Linked DNA regions of Mus musculus: all the other regions are linked to region 3. A link is a contact called in ENCODE Hi-C or POLR2A ChIA-PET data. All regions are on one chromosome and are shown on one strand. Each heading gives the region's core, a stretch centred on a gene start or an enhancer-like site at or near the end of the contact. The rest is flanking DNA. Distances are from core to core; before and after follow the strand shown.

Evidence for each region. A loop is a pair of places that touch in the nucleus more often than their neighbours do. ChIA-PET counts read pairs that join two places held with the same protein, here RNA polymerase II (POLR2A).
Region 1: POLR2A ChIA-PET joins it to region 3 with 11 read pairs in Patski. The contact joins the promoter of Mcl1 here to the enhancer-like site in region 3. A Hi-C loop is called at or near these places in 3 of 37 maps with a recorded cell type or tissue (all heart). POLR2A ChIA-PET finds 5 or more read pairs at or near these places in 4 of 5 experiments (Patski and embryonic stem cell).
Region 2: a loop to region 3 is called in a map of T-helper 1 cell, with 1.8 times the contacts of the local background. The contact joins the promoter of Ecm1 here to the enhancer-like site in region 3. A Hi-C loop is called at or near these places in 2 of 37 maps with a recorded cell type or tissue (T-helper 1 cell and v-Abl transformed pro-B cells). POLR2A ChIA-PET finds 5 or more read pairs at or near these places in 3 of 5 experiments (Patski and embryonic stem cell).

What each region holds. Positions count from the first base shown.
Region 1 is chr3:95,657,401-95,660,160 of GRCm38, reverse strand. It overlaps Mcl1 (myeloid cell leukemia sequence 1), which reads right to left and starts at 1,440. Exons shown (of 3, transcript NM_008562.3): 1 at 674-1,440; 2 at 153-400. The coding sequence starts at 1,304.
Region 2 is chr3:95,738,218-95,740,917 of GRCm38, reverse strand. It overlaps Ecm1 (extracellular matrix protein 1), which reads left to right and starts at 1,349. Exons shown (of 11, transcript NM_007899.3): 1 at 1,349-1,545; 2 at 2,617-2,679. The coding sequence starts at 1,476. Tars2 (threonyl-tRNA synthetase 2, mitochondrial (putative)) reads left to right here. Exons shown (of 18, transcript NM_027931.3): 18 at 599-944. The coding sequence ends at 747.
Region 3 is chr3:95,700,894-95,703,593 of GRCm38, reverse strand. No RefSeq gene overlaps it. Among named protein-coding and RNA genes, the nearest start is that of Adamtsl4, 14 kb to the right of the region's middle. Within about 2 kb of position 1,298, at least 1 of the 3 ENCODE cell types and tissues checked has a DNase peak (open chromatin) inside an H3K27ac peak, as active enhancers do; it is heart, where a contact is called at or near this core.

The sequences.
Region 1 (2,760 bases), core at 191-2,690, 44 kb after region 3:
TACAACGACCAACATCATGCAACAAGAGATACATAAATTAAATCTGAAACCGGAGAGAAACTTTGTAAAAACCCTCTAGGTGCCTTCTCCTTCACAAAATCCTGCACCCCATTTCCACTCCACGGTCCCTTTATATCACAAGACGAACTTACCCAGCCTCTTTGTTTGACAAGCCAGTCCCGTTTCGTCCTTACAAGAACATCTGTGATAGTTTCTGCTAATGGTTCGATGAAGCTTTCTTGGTTTACGCTCTTTAAGTGTTTGGCCACAAAGGCACCGAAAGAAATAAGAGTCACAATCCTGCCCCAGTTTGTTACGCCATCTTTGAAAACATGGACCATTACTCGAGAAAAAGATTTAACATCGCCTTCGTTTTTAATGTCCAGTTTCCGGAGCATGCCTGAGAAGAAAAGCAAGAAACCTCATGGCCTCCTTTGTCTGCAGCGGGGCACTACCCTTCTGCCCACCCACGACGAGGGGACCGTGCTCTCCCGGCTCTAGAGCAGTCAGGCAGACCCCACGCCGACAGTGACATCCCACCCTTTCCGGTCTTTGAACCCAACAGCCAGATGGGCGGAAACAATGACTCACAGCCAGAAAATTCTGGTTGCAGAGCCAGGCTCCGGCTCTTCCCTCTTCCCGCACGGCCCGGCCCGGCCCGGGCGCCGCTTACCCTGGAAGGCCGTCTCGTGGTTGCGCTGCACGCCGTCGCCCACGCGCCGCAGGGTCTCCAGCGCTCTCCGGCCCGCCGCGCCCGCCTCGCCCAGAGGCTTCGAGTCCTTGGAGCCGGTCGCCTGCTCCCGCAAGTAGCGCGAGATGATCTCCAGCGACTGGCGGTATAGGTCGTCCTCTTCCTCCTCGGGCGGCGGCGGCGTGGAGGGCAGAGAGCCGTCGGCCCCGGAGCTCTTGGCCGCCTCGCTCACGCGCTCCAGGAGGGGCAGCACGGCCGGGCGCTTGCCGATGGCCTCCGGCTCGCAGCCGTCCAGTTCCTCCTCCGGAGACACGATGGCGGCGGCGGCCGACGCGGCCATCTCCTCGGGCGGCACGGCGAGGAGGCCGGGCGACTTATGCAGCCGCCTTTCGGCCGACGCGGTGACGTCGGGGTCCTCGGCGCCCACGGGCGGCGGCCGGGCGACCACCCGCGCGCCGGGCAGCAGGGCGGCCTCCCCTCCCCCCTCGCGCCGCGCCTTGGCCTCCTCGGCCACCAGGCGCGCCCCTGCCGGAGAACCGCCGCCCGCGCCGAGGCTGGCGCCGCCGCAGTACAGGTTCAAGCCGATGACCGCGTTTCTCCGCAGGCCAAACATGGTCGGACGCCGCAGGCTGAGGGGAAGGAGCGGGGAAGGCCGCGACTCCAGACCGGAGGCAGGCGGAAGTCAGGAGTGAGGAAGGCCGTTCCCTGCCGCCGCCTTAGGGCCGTGCTGACGCAGGCGAGGACTTCCCGTAAAAGGGGAAAGGGGCGGGCGTTTCCGGAGGGCTGGCCCGGCCACTCCGCGCCTCTTCCGGCCGGAGCGCTCTCGCGGCTTCCGCGGCTACGGTTGGCGGAGCGCGGTACCTGGCCTTGGCTCGCGGACGGATTGTGCTTTTTTGTCCGGTACAACTCTCAGCCCGGCTGGCCAAGTGCTTGGCTTCCCGGGGAATGGTTCCTGCTCGGGAACGCCTGCTGATCTGTGTCGGTTTTTGAATTTCAAGCTGCCCTGGAACTCTGCATAGCCCAGGCTGGTCCTAACGTTAGGCAGTCCTGCCTTAGCCTTTCTCGTTGCACTACCTGCTGTGTTTTTATAACATACCAGTCTTAAACACTTTTTTGTTTGTGTGTATTTGTGGTTGTGTGCCTGCCTCCAGGTGGGTGCTGGGAGTTAAACCCTGGAAGAGCAAACCAGGGAGGGCATCTCCAGTCTCATACACAAAGGAATATTAACCATTGATTTGCTTAAAAGTTAGGGGGAGTCCTGCTCTGTCATTTTTCTACTGTGAGCCCTCACTCCCTGTGTTCCAAAATGACTTTCCGTTCCGGTTTTTTTTGTTTTTTGTTTTTTGTTTTTGTTTTTTTGTTTTTCGAGACAGGGTTTCTCTGTGTAGCCCTGGCTGCACTGGAACTCACTCTGTAGATCAGGCTGGCCTCAAACTCAGAAATCCTCCTGCCTCTGCCTCCCGAGTGCTGGAATTAAAGGCGTGCCCCACACTGCCTGGCCAAAATGACTTTTCATGGACAGCTATTAAGGGGTTATTTATGTGGAGCCTGTGAAAGATTCAACTGGTGAAAGGCTCCTGAAACCCAGCCCTAAAGACCTGAGTTCAATACACAGAACCCACCTAACAATGAAGGAGTGAGACCACTTTCCAGAGTTGACCTCTGGCTGCCAGAAGAGCCTAGCTCCCTACCCTATCCCCAAACAGTAAAAGTCTAAAATATGAGCCATTTATGGTGGCTAGGCCTATAGCTCAATTGGCAGAAGAGCTTGCCCAGGCCTGGGGAGGCAGAGGCAAGAGACTCAATTTAAAACTCATTTTTGGCTACATGATGAGCCTGCTGTCTAAAATGAACAAAGGATGGTTACGGGAGTAACTCAGTTGGTAGAGAATTTGCCTACCCTTGTAGAAGTCCTGGGTTGATCCCCAGCACCATATAAAACGGTGAAGATCTTTGGTGGACTGGTTAGACTTAATATCAACTTGACACAAGCTGGAATTCCATGGACTGGCGGTCCTGGGTTCTGTAAGAAAACAGGCTGAGCAAGCCATGGGAAACAAGCCAGTTAG
Region 2 (2,700 bases), core at 100-2,599, 37 kb before region 3:
GCTCTGTGGTGGAGCACTGGCCTCCAATGAGTTAGGTCCCAGCACCAAAACCAATAAAGGCATTAATTAATTGCCTTGTTTATTGTTGTGTGGGTGGAGGCAGCTCTAGGGGACAAGAAAGGTCTTAGGGAAGGAAGTTGCTCCTGACTCTTGGGCCTCTGGAAGCAAGAAGCAGAAACTCCTAGCCAGACCGCCTGACTGGGGCATCACGCATGCCCGTTGCCTTGGCAGCACTGAGAGCAAGCCCCGCCCTGCTGTTTCCCCTTCCTGTACCGTACCCCTCCCCCCAGGTCACACACATACAGTTTTTCTTTTTGTGTAGCTCTCCATGTTTGTCTCTGTCTAACTGACTCTGTATCTCCCAGCCCTGGGCTCCTGACCTGCAGGGAGAGGGGAGTAAAGCCCGGCCCACTTCCTTATCTCATCAGAGTGGACAGTCAGCAGCAGGGCAGGCGAGCTAAGCATGGGCTTCAGCCACGGCTAGGCTCTGCTCCTACCTTTCCTAAAGATTCAGGAGTTTGAAGTTTCTGCAAAGCAAAAGGAAACAACCCATAGGGTGACTTTTGCTTGGGTTTGCAAATCTTTCCTCTTCCTGCAGTGGTTGGCCAGAGAGAGCAGAGTCAAAGGACAGTGAACGTACGCACGCGAGATAACCGGCAGCTCGGGGAGCGAGACCTGGCCGAGTCCGTGCAGAGACTGCTGGAGTTACAGAACGCCAGGGTCCCCAATGCAGAAGAAGTGTTCTGAGTCATGTCCATTGGTGATGTACAGACTCATGAGAGCCGTCCGTCCCTTTCCACGGGACAGTAACCCAGCTGGCAGCCCCGCATGTCCCCGAGGCCTCAGAACTGCTCTCTGAAAATAGACATGGTGTGGGGGCTCCCCACAGAAAGGAATGCTGTACTGACTGGATAGAAGGAGAATAAAAATATACTTGAAGCCAAGGCTGTGCCTTCATCTGAGTCCGAATGCTTTACTCCCTCTTTCCCAGACCTGAGGCAAAGGGATACTGAGGCCTCTGACCAGCAAGGGCACTGCCTCAGGCAGCCATTCTCCTCCCACTCCCACTCAGGAGAGTGTCAGATCCATTCTTTATAAAGGACAGTATGCAGATGGGAAACTGAGGCACAAATTAAGGGTCCAGATGACAACTTGCTCCATGATCCTCTGCATCAGTTTGGAGGGGATCCAGGAGTGCTCCCTTCCATCACCTCCATTCTTCCCAGGCTAAGGAGGCTCCAGGAGTCTGGGAGGAGTGGCTGTAAGAGGAGGAGCAGCAGGGACTGAGTCATGGCAGGAAACAGGGGGGCGGGAGATAGCATATAAAGAGAGACAGACAGCAGGCCTTGAAGTTCACAACGGCAGTAGCAACAGCCAGGGGAGCAGGCTTGCAGCAAGTGGCCCAACCCCTTCAAGTCTAGATCTGCCTGTGACAACCAGCTTCTGGGTGACCAGTGACCAGTTCTTGCCCCAGGATGGGGACCGTATCCAGAGCAGCCTTGATCTTGGCCTGCTTGGCTCTTGCTTCTGCTGCCTCTGAGGGAGGTGAGTCGGGGTGGGGTCAGCAGTTGCTTAAGAGTCTGGCTCCAAAGAGCTCAGCAGTTGGGTGATTGGCTTCCTTTATATGAACATGTCACTGTGAAGTGGGGCTGAACCTTTAACCATGGAGGCTGGAACAGGAGCAGAATAGCTAGAGGTAGTTGCTAAGAAACACAAAAATTAGAGTCAAATAGACACAAGACAGGTGAGTTTACAGGGTGAGGATCCTCCTGTCAGAACACGTGAGGAGGGACGAGGAGGCAGGTGAGGAGGAAAAGAAGCCCTCGGGCTGCTAAAACTCAGCCTACCGAGCCAGGGAGCCTAGACTGGCTCACTCTGGTCAGAGGACGAGTTAGAGTTCACCCACATTCACCCCCTATTACACACACGCACTGCTTTGAAGTCTGAACAAAAGGAAATACCAACTCTGGACAGGACAGAGACTTAGATCCTTCTATAGATAGCCGTGTCTGAGACAGCTCCACCTCGCTGCTGTCCTGGTTCCTAGGTTTGTGCCTTCGGTTCAGCTCCAGATGTGAAGGTGCTTTGCCAGCCTGGTGACCTGTATTCCGTCCCAGTAACCCACATGGAAGGGGAGAAATGACTCCCACAAGTTGTCCTCTGACCTATACACATCACCACGGTGACACACTGGCCCCCTCCACACATACACAAATAATATTTTTCTTGTTTAAGAAACCTAAAATAAGCTGAGATTGAAGGGGAAGGCACTTAAACATTTGGCTAACCGTCCCACCCAAAGGCCAAAAGTATTTTTAAAGGCCTATAGGAAGAAGTTTGAAGAGAGGTGGATCCTGGAACATCAGCGCATTGGAGGGGACGGCAGCCACAAGCCCCATCCAAGGGAGATACTGACAGGAAATCAGACCTCCATTCCCAGCCACATTCTTTTAGACCCCAACTCAGAACCCAGCCACTCAGAGGGGAGGTGTGTGACAGGTGGCTCCCCCACAGCGGGCTTTCCACAGTCTCGGCCTCCACAGCCTCCCCATCCTCTGTCCAGGACCAGGAAAGGACGCCTCAAAACTGCCTGACTTTTGTCTTTCCTTCCTCTAGCCTTCAAGGCTTCAGACCAGCGAGAGATGACGCCAGAGCGCCTCTTCCAGCACCTCCATGAAGGTGAGAGCCTCAGAACTAACC
Region 3 (2,700 bases), core at 49-2,548:
CCACAGTCCCTTGCAGTTAGGGCTGCCTGTCACATCCCCACAGTGGCAACTGTAGCCCCAAGATTTAAGAGATGCAGGGGTGAGGAGCAGTAACTCAAGGTCACCTTAAGCACTGCGTAGCAAGTGTTTCTCAAGGCCTCTGCTTCATGGCTCGCTTCCAGGTTTCTGCCTTGACTTTGCTCTGATGGCCATCAATGGTGGACTGTAACCTGTATGATGTAAACCCTTTCTCTCCCTTGCTTTGGTCATAGTCTTCGTCATAGGAACAGAAAGTAAATTAGGACAAGGAGGCATTGGGGGGAATATAGTCAAATTCATTATATTTGTGTATGAAAATAACGTGAAGTCTATTGATACAGGTGATTAACCTATATCAGTAAACAAAAAGCTTGAATGTCCAAATGCAAAAAAAAAAAAAAAAATCCTAAAAATTATTACAACTCTGTTCAGCAACCTGCAGCCCGGGAAACCTGTCAGGTCTACAAAGACTTATTGGAACTGTGATATTTCTTTTCTTTCTTTCTTTCTTTCTTTTTTTGTTTTTGTTTTTTTTTGTTTGTTTGTTTTGTTTTGTTTTTCTGTTTTTCGAAAGAGGTTTTCTCTGTGTATCCCTGGCTGTCCTGGAACTCACTCTGTAGACCAGGTTGGCCTCGAACTCAGAAATCTGCCTGCCTCTGCCTCCCATGTACTGGGATTAAAGGCGTGCGCCACCACTGCCCAGCAACTGTGATATTTCTAAAGCAGCTTAAAAGGACAGGAGGCAGAAAAGACAGGGGCCTGACTTTCAACCGCTAAGACACACTATATTTATTAGTGCACTTAGCAAGAGGCAGCCTCTCTCCCACGGGAAATTGAGGGGTCTACAGAGGGTAGAGGGAGCTGGCTGAAATGGTTTATAGGGTTGGGATGAGGGACTTGGCAGTAAGGAAGTTGTTATTTTCCAAAACAAAGTATCCTTTCTAGGATGTCCATAAGAACAAAAGGTTATCCATAACATTGTAGGAATCTTGTTTTACTGTACCAGGGGTACTTCAGGAGACCACGTGCCATCTTCCAGGGCCCACAGCCTCCTGGTTTTCACAGTCTTGCCTTCTCGACAGTCCCCGAGTCTCCCCAAGCTCACAGTACCCAGCCTTAGATTACTCATTTGGTCTCACGTGACCCTCTGATTCCCTAGACCACAATGCTACCACCATGCAGGGGCAGTAGAAGCCCAGCTCCGGGTCTTCCCGGCAAAACGGAGCAGGGCGCGGAGATTCGGGGCGGGGCCTAGGGCGGGGTTCTGGACTCTGAGAAGGAAACCCTGAGCAGACCTTTGGACTCAGCTCTGCGGGAATCACATCAGCCGTTGACTCAGTCGACTCCCCCAGGCATAAAATCACAAAAGAGTTTTTGTTAGATGCTGATTGGGGAGGGAGGGGGAAAAGGGAGTCCAGGCTCCTTTTAGAAGGCCAGACCTCTGCAGTTTGAGCCAGGGGCCGCCTGGAGCCGCCCGGGACGGCCCAGAACGGCCCAGAACGGCCCGGAGCCAACCTGGGGGGAGCAACAGGACTTGGAGGGCTCAGAACTGCTAAGGCATCTCTCTCTATCCCTGCTGAGAGTCCATGCAGTTGGTCCTGTGTGGATTCACCAGGTAGTTGCTGAGTGCAACGTTAGCCAAACCTATCCGAACGTTTGTAAAATGTTAAACAAGGGCAAAATCTGGGGAACAGGTCCTGATAACGAAGATTAAACTGTAAATTACTTTAAAATACAAGGCAATTTACCTTCAATTCCAGTACTGCAGAGGCAGGAGGACCAGCCTGGTCTATACAATGAGTTCCAGGCCAGCCAGGGTACACAATAAAACCTTGAAGAAAAAAAAAGGGGTGGGGGGCAAAGTGGCAAATCAGATACCCTGATGGGATATGAGATGGGACAGAGAGAGATGGCTCAGCAATTCTGAGCACTTGCTTGCACGGGAAATCGCAGTGATTAGACCACTCCTGTGGGTGGAAAAGGAAAAGTTTATTCAAACTGCCAAGGCTATCTCTCAAGGGTCAAAAAGGTAGGGAAAGCCTTGCCAGTTATAAAGAGAGGAGCTAGCCAGAACAGCATGGAGGTTCAGAGTGGTAGAGGGGCTTTGATATGTGTTACAGTTTATGTTAATAGGGAACTAGTTGCCACATTTGCCCCATTTGGTAGGGAAAGATTAGGGAAATGGCTCTACCTGGCAGTCAGAAGCCATTTTGTAGGCTTCTGGAGAATGCTGAGTGTAAGCTTTTGTTTATCCACAGACAAACTTGTTCTATTTTGAGTCCAGCCTGAGCTGAGCCCAGATTGTCATTTGGGGACACTGTCAGGAGTGCTGCCGTTTTAGGGACTTGAGGGTGGGGGCCTAACATCGCTCTTCCAGAGGACCAGGGTTTGATTCCCTGCACCCACACAGCAGCTCAGAAGTCTGTAACTCCACTTTAGGAGATCTGACCCCCACTTCTGGCCTCTTGGGGTTCATGGAACACAGGCATAGAAGCAAGAAAAACACCCACACAGAGCAGGCTGGGAAAGGTAAAATTTAAAGAAAATGGGAAGCTGGATATGGTGGTTCATACTTATAATCCCAACACAGAAGGGCTGCATGAGGTGAAGGCCAGTCTGGGCCACTAAGGAAGTTTCTAGCTAGCTGAGGCTATCTCAAAAGCAAACAAAATCAAGTAAATA